Linked DNA regions of Homo sapiens: region 2 is linked to region 1. A link is a loop called in an ENCODE intact Hi-C map of the cell type or tissue named here. Cell type or tissue: dorsolateral prefrontal cortex. All regions are shown on one strand. Links, peaks and the distances in the headings refer to the core of each region. The heading gives the core; the rest is flanking DNA.

The links. Peaks named below come from ENCODE experiments on the same cell type or tissue, not always from the same donor. Only the 100,000 strongest peaks of a DNase experiment are listed, where the experiment ranks them.
Region 2: a loop joins it to region 1, with 19 times the contacts of the local background. A loop is called at or near these places in 17 of 110 quality-filtered maps.

Annotation. Positions count from the first base shown.
Region 1 is chr7:95,042,449-95,048,886 of GRCh38, forward strand. All of the region lies in intron 2 of PPP1R9A (protein phosphatase 1 regulatory subunit 9A), which reads left to right. The region is part of intron 3 of PPP1R9A-AS1 (PPP1R9A antisense RNA 1); the gene reads right to left. Among named protein-coding and RNA genes, the nearest start is that of PPP1R9A, 140 kb to the left of the region's middle. In dorsolateral prefrontal cortex, for the core only: a CTCF peak has its summit at 3,345 (motif pointing left); a DNase peak (open chromatin) is centred at 3,343; H3K4me3 peaks cover 467 bases; H3K27ac peaks cover 1,402 bases.
Region 2 is chr7:94,447,080-94,450,725 of GRCh38, forward strand. No RefSeq gene overlaps it. Among named protein-coding and RNA genes, the nearest start is that of COL1A2, 54 kb to the left of the region's middle. In dorsolateral prefrontal cortex, for the core only: CTCF peaks have their summits at 2,246 (motif pointing right) and 2,449; no DNase peak of the experiment used is centred there; H3K4me3 peaks cover 383 bases.

The sequences.
Region 1 (6,438 bases), core at 2,030-4,529:
TGTTTTTGCATGAAGGCATCTATACCATTTTTCATCTCATCAAGTGAAAATACCAAATTTTGGTAAAGTTGTACTTCATTTATGATGCCTTGAAAAATAAACCATACACGTGATTCATTTATTACACATTTAGGCTGTTGATAGTGTGTCAGTTTTATTATGCAAAATAATATCTTTCTGTTCAACACACCTGCTCTTCACAGGTGTATATTAATGAGGACTTCATGATGTGTTGATCTAAAGTAAAACTTCTTGTCGATGTTGAATTTAGTCAATAGGTTATTTTTATGCTCAAGAAAAGGTGAAAGATATCATCAAGCTGACAAAATACAATGGTTTTTGTATCATCTACATGTTAAAATAAATTTCATGTTTTGAAATAATCCACACATTGAAATAAACAGAGTTTAGCTGATGACTCTCACTTTGAAATTTTATTTTTCTGGTACATCTAAAAGTATATTTTTGTTAAAAAAAAAAGTCCCTTTAAGACAGATTTTAGGTACTCCATTTGCTACACAATTTCATTAACTTAGAACCATATTTTTAAAATGTTTTCTCCACACAAGTAAGATACATATGGAAAATTTGCTACTATGCAGTCCCTGTAGCATATATAAAAAATGAGGCTGCTAAATTAGGTCTTTTCTTCTTTACCTTCTTTAAACCTACGTTATTCTTTTGTGATATTTCCATCACTTAAGGGAATGAGATTTCAAATTAAATTCTAGAGAGACTTAAATTCCCCTTGAGTTTTCTTTTACTTGAGGTATGCCTATGCTATGGGGTAATTAGTGGTACCTCAGTAGGATAATATAAGCAGAGTGGTAAGACATATCTGCCTTGAATAACTGTGTGAGAAAAAACAGGCACATTTCACTAAATACCCTTGCTTGTGCTTTCTATAAAATTAAAATATTTTGGACAGTAATAACATACAACACAAATGAATAAAAACTTGTACATGATGTTTTGTGTGGAGTCCTGATAAGTAAGCAACAAGGAGGAAGGGCCCCAGATGGGGAAGAACAGTGAACAACTGTTCTGAGAGATGGCTAATCACAAACAACACAAGGGCACAGTGATCTCGACCTACTTCTGCAGGCACAGTGACCTTGTTCTCCAGGTACCCCCTCTAGCATGACCCTGTAAAACTTCCCTCCAGCCCCTGCATCTTTGCGGACAGCCCCCTTCTCTGCTGTGCTGCCTGTCTTACAACATATTTTCATACTTTCTCTAATAAATCTGCTTTTCTTTATCTACTATTGTCTTGTTAAATTTCCTTACTGCCTGTGCCACCGGGCCCAGATAGTCACTAGCTGGCAACATTTAGGGAATTCTAACATCAAATTCCTCTAACGATAAACTGTTAAAACATCATCTCTAGACCCAGTCTTAACTTTCCTCTTACTGGCTACTCCATGCCATTTGTTTTGTACTCTGATTCTTCCAGTTCTGTCCTGAAATACCTAAGCCTCTTGTTCATTAATTTTCTTAGGGTTTAAAGTACATTAATATCAGAAATAAGATTAGTGGATCACTCCTTAGTTTGATCAAGATTTAAATCCTTCTTATTGCAGAAGCACAACAATACATTGGAGACTGCTTCAAAACTCAACTGAAAAAGAGAAAAATCAAAAGAAGCCTTAGGCTAGGTGAACAGGAAATGAGGCAGTTACAGTGTTTTAGTTGTTTGTCCTTTATTTCTGGAGGGGGTCTGCCAGTGGCTGTTCTAACTGCTCCCTCTTGCCTCAGATCTTGAAAGCCACACTTTATCCATCATTCTCACCTATTTACTAAAAAGAATGAGCCACCTGAAGGGACTTCCCTCTACTTTCTCCTCCTCTACCTTAACTGTGGCTCTTTATACTCTTTTCCTCCTGTGTTTCCTCTGCTTTATGTAAGTAATTGAAGTTTAAAAGAAAAAAAATATGAACATTTTTGCCCATGCAGTATCATTTGCAAGATCAGGAATATTATCTCAAGTTTCTAACTTGAAAGGGTCTAATGAGTCTAAAAGAGAAAAAAGCTGAAAATGTCTTGAAAAGTAAGGGACTATACAATCAATAAGCTGATATTATTAACTATTTTTTTCAGGATTTTTTTTTTTTTTTTTGAGACAGTCTTGCTCTGTCATGCAGGCTGGAGTTAAGTGACACAATCAAACCTCACTGCAGCCTCAAACTCCTGGGCTCAAGCAGTTCTTCCAACTCTGCCTCCCAAAGTGTTGAGATTACAGGTGTGAGCCACCACACCCAGCTAATTAAATATATATATATATATAATATATATATATTTTTTTGTAGAGATGGAGGTGTCTCACTGTGTGGTCCAACCTGGTCTGGAATGCCTGCGCTCAAGTGGTCCTCCCTCCTCAGCCTCTCAAAGTGCTGGGATTTACAGAGTGAGCCACTGTGCCTGACCTCAGTCTTTGATTTTGACATAGTTTGACCCAGTTTTTGTTAGTGGAATAGGTTTGGTTTTAAAAATTTAAGTGGTTTCAGTAAAGGGCAATAAAAATGATGAAAATAATAGAAAATGGGTTCTAGGACTAGAGTTGAAAAGGCTTGGGTCTTCATTTTGTCCTTAGAAAATTAGGTAAGATGATTGACTCCTTTTAACTCCTTCAAGCATGTGAAATAATATATTTGTTAGTGGTGGCAAATATCCGAGTTACTGGCAGCAAAGCTATACGAATCTATGGCAACCTCAATTCTTGCTTCCTAAGAAGAAATAATTCGACCGAGGGGCATGCAGTGGAAAAAGAGACCAAGGCAAGTTTCCGAGCAGGAATGGAAGTTTATTAAAATGCTTTAGAGCAGGAAACAAAGGAAAGTACACTTGGAAGAGACCTAAACGGGCACTTTGGAGGTCAATGGTGGCGTATGACCTTTTGATTTGGAGTTTTATATGTTGGCATCCTTACAGGGCCTTGTTTACCTTTTCCCATCTCTTAGGGTGGGCTGCCCGCATGCGCAGTGGCCTGCTAACCCTTGGGAGGTGAGCATGCGCAGTGTGTTTAAGAAGTTGTACACATGCTCACTTGAGGCTTTCTTCCCTTTTTCAGTGGAATGCCCCTGGAAGGTCATACTCTGCCATTTTGTCTCTTAATGCACATGCCCAAGCCTACTTGCCCAATTCCTGAGCTGCCAGTTACCAATTTCAAGTGTTTTTATCTATTGTGAAATTGCCTCTTTTTGGCGCCTGTGACCAATGATCATTTTTAGAGAAGTGGTGTGTCAACTGTGGGACCATCACCTGATGGTTGCCTGACATTTCTAGTGGGCGAGGGGAGCCCTCTTCTGCCCTGCTCATGCCTAACTACCTACTGTATGGTTGCCTGACATTTCTAGTAGGCGAGGGGAGCCCTCTTCTGCCCTGCTCATGCCTAACTACCTACTGTAATATATTGATGCAACAAAAATCAAATGGAGAAAATGGGCTTATAATGGAGCAACAGAAAATAGTTAATTATAATTTCTGAATTTAACGGGTTATTAAACACATACCAGGCTACTAAAGAAGGCTGTATAATTATCAGTGTTGAGTATCATTAAGATTAGGTAGTATTTCTTTTCTTTTGTATAATTATCAGTGTTGAGTATCATTAAGATTAGGTAGTATTTCTTTTCTTTTTTTTTTTTTTTTGAGACAGAGTCTCGCTCTGCCGCCCAGGCTGGAGTGCAATGGCACAATCTCGGTTCCCTGCAACCTCTGACTCCTGGGTTCAAGCAATTCTCCTGCCTCAGCCTCCCGAGTAGCTGGGATTACAGGAGTATGTGCCACCACGCCTGGCTAATTTTTGTATTTTTAGTACAGATGGGGTTTCACCATGTTGACAGGCTGGTCCTGAACTTCAAGTTCTTGGTCTTGGACTTCAAGTGATCCATCTGCCTCAGTCTACCAAAAGGCTGTGATTACCAGCATGAGCCACCATACCTGGTCAAGATTAGGTAGTATTTCTATTAAATGTTTCAGATATTGTATTTTCTAAAAGCAGATAACCCGATGGCCTTTGGCATTGCCTAAAACCTTTTGGACTCTGCTATTTGATAACACGGAATTGTGGAATATCATATGAAACTCTTATTTTTCTCTTCTGTTGTATTTAAATTCTTTCTTAATATGCACATTTTCTAAGAAGATACTTTTTAAGAGAGAAAAGATAGAGGCCTGCATGGGTAATACTTGGATTGAGCCCAGGGAATTCTCTGTCATGCATTTTAGCTATGGGGACATCAGCTGCTACTTATTTGCTACTGATTTCTCACTTCCTTCTTTTTCATACCAGCTTTCAATTGCTTGTTTCTAAACAATGCGTTATCTTTGATTAAATTAGACCAGTAATAAAAGCTCGTGAATCCTTGAATGAAAAGCACACATTCTGGTCTTCTTGACCCTGCATTCCAAAATTATTCTCTAATGTTTATAACCACCTTGGTAGATAAAGTCTTCTTTTTCCTTCTCAGAGAAACGGTTTGCAGCCAACTGTGACCACTAAGCTAAATCTATTGCGGTGTTTGTAATTGAAAGCTTTTTGTATGTCTTGGTTGTGGTGCTGGGCTCTCTCCTGGATTTGTTGATTTCAACAATGGAGTAATTCAGGAGAACAGAGAGGGACCAGTTAGAGCTCTCCAGGTTCTGTGTAACACACACCATAGTTGGCAGCAGCTGAGATTTGCTTCATATTTATCTCTAAGGGCGTTGTGGTGGTTCCAGCCCCAAGATTAAAGTCAGCATGTCATCTCTTTTTATTATTTCGAATGGCTTTTTACTTTTATAGTATACATGAATAAATTTTATCAGCAGGGACTATTAAGCAGTGTTTCGGCACAAATGCTTTAGAGTACATTTTTTAGTTGATGTGTACTATGCCAGTTATAGAGAGCTGTCAATACAGTTTCAGTCTTCAGTGACAAAATCTATCATTTTCTAACTTGCTAGAAACCTTTCTTTTTAGAAATTCACTTTTTGAGACATAATGGCTTCAATTCTCCAGGATCTTTTTCTGTCTGTTTTGAATGAGCTTATTGTTTATTCACAGTAAAGAATGTTTCTGATACTGCTTTGTTGTAAATATAGTTGAGTGCCCTAGCTGACATCCTTGTTGAGCCCAAAAAGACTGTTTGAGTACACTTTTTGTCAGGTGGTACCTTTGCTGAAACTGAAGAAGGAGATTTTGAAGAATTTTCTTGATTTCACCAGATTATTTTAATGGCCTTAAATTTTCCATTTAAATTTGCAATAACTTTTGCCAGTTATAGAGAGTGATTCATTGGGGACCACTTTATCTTTTGCATTGTGGTATGAGGCACAGATGTAAAGGGGACACATTCTTGGGGTAGCTTTTTCTATTAGGCCTTTGCAGTTGGAAGTACTCCATATAGAAAGTGTTTGAAGTTTTTACAAAAATGTATGCTGTAGGCTGAACAGATAGAACAAACTATAAGTATAAAAACATGCTGGTTAATAAATCTTTCCTGTTTTTCCTTAGACAGAATTCAGTTTTATTTGTATTATTAAACAAGAGTAAGACTTTAATTATACTTTCCCAAGTAGAATATTTATTTTAAAAAGGAATAGCTGTTAACAGAATAAGAAAACTTCATTATATTTTTAATTACTCATCTAATTTTATGTAAAATGAAATGTACATTAAATGGTAGTACATAAAGTCCAGCATAAAACTGCCTATAGTACAAATGTTGATATTTATTTCTTGTTCACTAGGATGACAAAAATTGAGAGCATTTTCTCCTTAATAGTTAGCATCTATTAAGTCTAATTTATGGCTTCTTGTAATTCATTCATTTATCATTTTTAAGTATTCATTCAACAAAAAGTTACATAACAAAGTTTTAAGATAAACAGGATCAGATCATACTTAGCCTCAAAGAAGTAATCTGAGAAGTTTGGATATGAAAGATAAGGAAATACTATATGATGAGTACAATAATAGAAATATTATTATAGCAGTGTCTTGGAAGAGCAAGTAATTGGCTTGAGTAGTTAAGGGTAAATTTTCTGGAGAAATTAACGTATATACTGGTATTTTTTTTTAACCATGACAGCGTTTTGTTGTTGTTGTTGTTGTTGTTGTTGTTGTTGTTTTGAGACAGAGTCTCATTCTGTTGCCCAGGCTGGAGTGCAGTGGCGCGATCTTGGCTCACTGCAGCCTTCGCCTCCTGGGTTCAATCTATTCTCCTGCCTCAACCTCCCAAGTAGCTGGGATTACAGGTGCCTGCCACCACGCCGAGCTAATTTTTTGTATTTTTTTTAGTAGAAACGGGGTTTCACTATGCCGGTCAGGCTGGTCTCAAACTCCTGACCTTGTGATCTGCGCACCTCAGCCTCCGAAAGTGCTGGGATTACAGGTGTGAGCCACCATGCCCGGCCCTATGACAGCTATTATTTTTAATTACTGTGTTTTTATTGATA
Region 2 (3,646 bases), core at 1,147-3,646, 600 kb before region 1:
GAGATATAATTGGCATAAACTGCACATATTTAATGTATACAATTTGATGTGTATGATATATATGTGTAGGCTTTATGATTTCTAGTTAAAAAGTTAGAAATGAATGAAGAAGAAAACTATCCACTATATTCACAGTACTATAATCACAATTAAAACTTTAGAACATGCCCTTCCAAGTTTTTAAAATCTATTCATATACACATACGAATAAAATAGACATGTGCTTCCATTTCTACCAAATTGTGAACAAGCTGCATATATTAGGTTGTGTTTTTTTGTGTTTTTAACTAAAGTTTTCATAAATGTTTTTTCGTATTACTAAGTATCTTTCTAAAGATAATTTTTAATGTATACATATATCACATACATTTTTATCTGTAGTGAAATAATCACAAAATGAATGATGAAGAAAATAATCACCTATAGCCACCTATAACCACTACTTAAACCATAAAAACATAACCATATAAGTAACCATGCATATAATCACTATTAAAATTCTAAAATATGTTTTAATACACATATGAATTTTAAATATATGTAATTATATATACACACACTTTCATTTTTACTAAAATATTAATCAAACTATATGTATTATTTTATACCCCGATTTTAAAGAAAATTTAATAAGCAGTTTGTATACTTGCAATTTTTTTTACAAAAAGTTTAAAAAATACAGAAATGAATGAAGCCAATTATCACCAATAACTCAAGTAATACAGATAATCACTATTTAAACTTTGGAATATATACTTCTGGACAGATATAGAAAAAACCATTTTATTATTAAATTCTATTTTTAATTTAAATTTTATATGAGCATTTTTCCATGTTATTATATATCTTCTTAAGAAATAATTTTAAGCAGCAGAATAGTTTTATAACATGAAGTACTTTTGATAACATTGGATATAATAAAATCTTTTAAATCTTGGCCAATTTTATAGCAAAACTTTTCATTTTTAAAAAACATACAATCTTTTGATTAGTATTGAAGTTAAATGTGTTTTTCAAATGCTCATAGACCATTTTAAATGATGTCTTATTTATTTTGTCCATTCTGTATGCTATAAATAATTTTTCCATTTTATCATTTCCTTTTATGGCAATTTTCATGCACATATGTTTTCCTTTATATTTTTTCTTCATAATTTTTTTCTTTGCCTTTTTGCTTAAGCTAAATATTCACTTATATGATTTTTTTTTTTTTTGTAGAGATGGAGTCTTGCTCTGTCACCCAGACTGGAGTTCAGTGGTGCGATCTCTGCTCACTGCAACCTCCACCTCTCCTGTTCAAGCAATTCTCCTGCCTCAGCCTCCTGAGTAGCTGGGACTACAAGCGCACACTGCCATGCCTGGCTAATTTCTTTTGTATTTTAGTAGAGACAGGGCTTCACCATGTTGCCCAGGCTGGTCTCAAACTCCTGAACTCAGGCAATCTGCCCGCCTCAGCCTCCCAAAGTGCTAGGATTACAGGTGTGAGCCACCATGCCCAGCCTCACTTATATGTTTTAAAGTTTATTTAATTTTGAATTTGAATTTTTAACATCTGGGATTTATTTGTTATATAATGTAAGGTGACCAAGCATCCTTGTACACGGATTTGAAATTACATCTTTATCACATAATAAATTCTTATGTATGCATTTGAATTTAAAATTTGTGCTAGTGAAGTGATGAAAGCTGCAGTTCAATCTCTAAGCTTTTGTTCCTTTTGTATCTGTTTAGTTAAATGTGGCATTGATTTAGGGTGATACTTTTTCTTTTTTAACACTCCATAAAGCACCAAAGATACATTTAAATTTATATACATACATGTAACTATTTTTCTTCTTTAGGTTTATATTTTCTTTTAAAGCAATACAAGCTTTTTGTAGGAAAAATGTAAGTAAAATTGTAAGGAAGCAGAAAAATTATTTTGATCTCTTTTAATCAACAATAACCACTGATAACACTTTGGCATATTTAGTTTTACAACTTTTTTCACTTTTTCTTCTTTGTGGAGGATACAAGAGATGTAAATAAAGGTCTTTAAATGTTTTCATAATGATGATTGTTTTATGCTTCCAGTAGAACATTAACTTGATTTGTAATAATGAAATTTTTAATCCTCCTAATGGGATTTGAAACATATTTCTTAAAGAACCTAAATGTACAAACTCATATTCTGAAAACAAAAAAACAAATGTTTTTTAAAATTACTCATTAAAATGGAAATTCTCTATTTTCACCAGTGGGTGGCAATCTCAACATATACACTGTTTGGTATTTTCGACAGAACTGTTTATTGCAAAGGGGAAAGCTACCTAAAATGTCTGACAACTGTAACTCCAGCAGCTGTTGTTGCCCTTTAGTTGTTGCCCTTAAAAAAAGAAAAAGAGAAACCTGCAGGAATAATCACAAGTAAGAACATTACACAACATGGAATAAAATTACCCTGGTTTAACGTGGGCTTGGTGAAAATAAAAGCTATGTGTTAAAATACTATTCTTCATACGCTTCTAAAAAATCCAGTGTTTTAAATATTTCTAGAGAGGACTGAAATTTACATCAAATTTCCTACAATTACGTGAGTTTTAACTATTGCAAAAAAAAAAAAAAAGGTTATGGAGGATATAACTGTGATGTGTAAACAGCAAACTTTAATGGTTAGCAAAGCATCCAAAACACATAGCTAAACCAACATTATAGTTAGGGGCATTCAGGTAGTAGAAAGCTTTAAAGAGTGGGTGCATCCACATGGGAAAGACCTGCAAATAGCTGTCTGAAGTTGCGTTATCTCCTATTTGGAAACAAAAACAAACATAAAGCTAAAGTAATTGGTTTTTTAAAGTGCAAAATCCAATAATCTCAAATTTCAGATCATGAAAGAAAGCAGTTTGGGGCATTTCACTGATGTTTTGATCTACATATTTATATACTCAGTCCCCTATTTCAAATATAATATAAACATGGTGATTTTTTTTTATTTTGCAGATAAACCATATACTTTCTTACAGTGGTAATTAAAACCAAATGGCACAAATCACTTGAGAGTGAGAATCCCCAGAGTGCAGGGCAATCTAAAAAAGAGGGTACAGTTGGCAGTAAAGTTACAGAGTTTATCTTCAAACCAAGAGCATGCTCTCAGACAGCTCAAAGCGTTGAATCCACTCTGTCCAACCCAGTTATCTCCTGGTGATTATGACACCCGGCCTCTTGACTCTCTGCAGTATGTCAGTTCACTTGTTTCTATTCCATTGCTCTAGAGCCTACTGAGTCTGGGGGACAGGGCATAAAGTGAGTTTGATTCAGGATTCAGCAATGCTTATGCCCCCCTGGCAAACTGGTAGGCACTCCCTCAAGAAGCTCAGTTGAGTAAAAACTAAGGAGACTTTAGGGAGAACTATTTATGCAAAGAAAATTGCAAGGATGACAAAATTGACTTAGAAAAAAAGCCATAGTAGCTGTAAGAGTAAAGATACTAAAGTGTGGTGACTTTTGTTGGTAATGACCCCTAAACCAGCCTCGGGAATACGTATTAAAGCCTGACTGTAAATAGAAATCTAAAAACTGCAAACCTCTCCAACAACACCTACATCAAAGAAAGAGAAATTCTCATCTGCTGCATCATCCAGTTCTTTCAACTATTTCTCATATAATG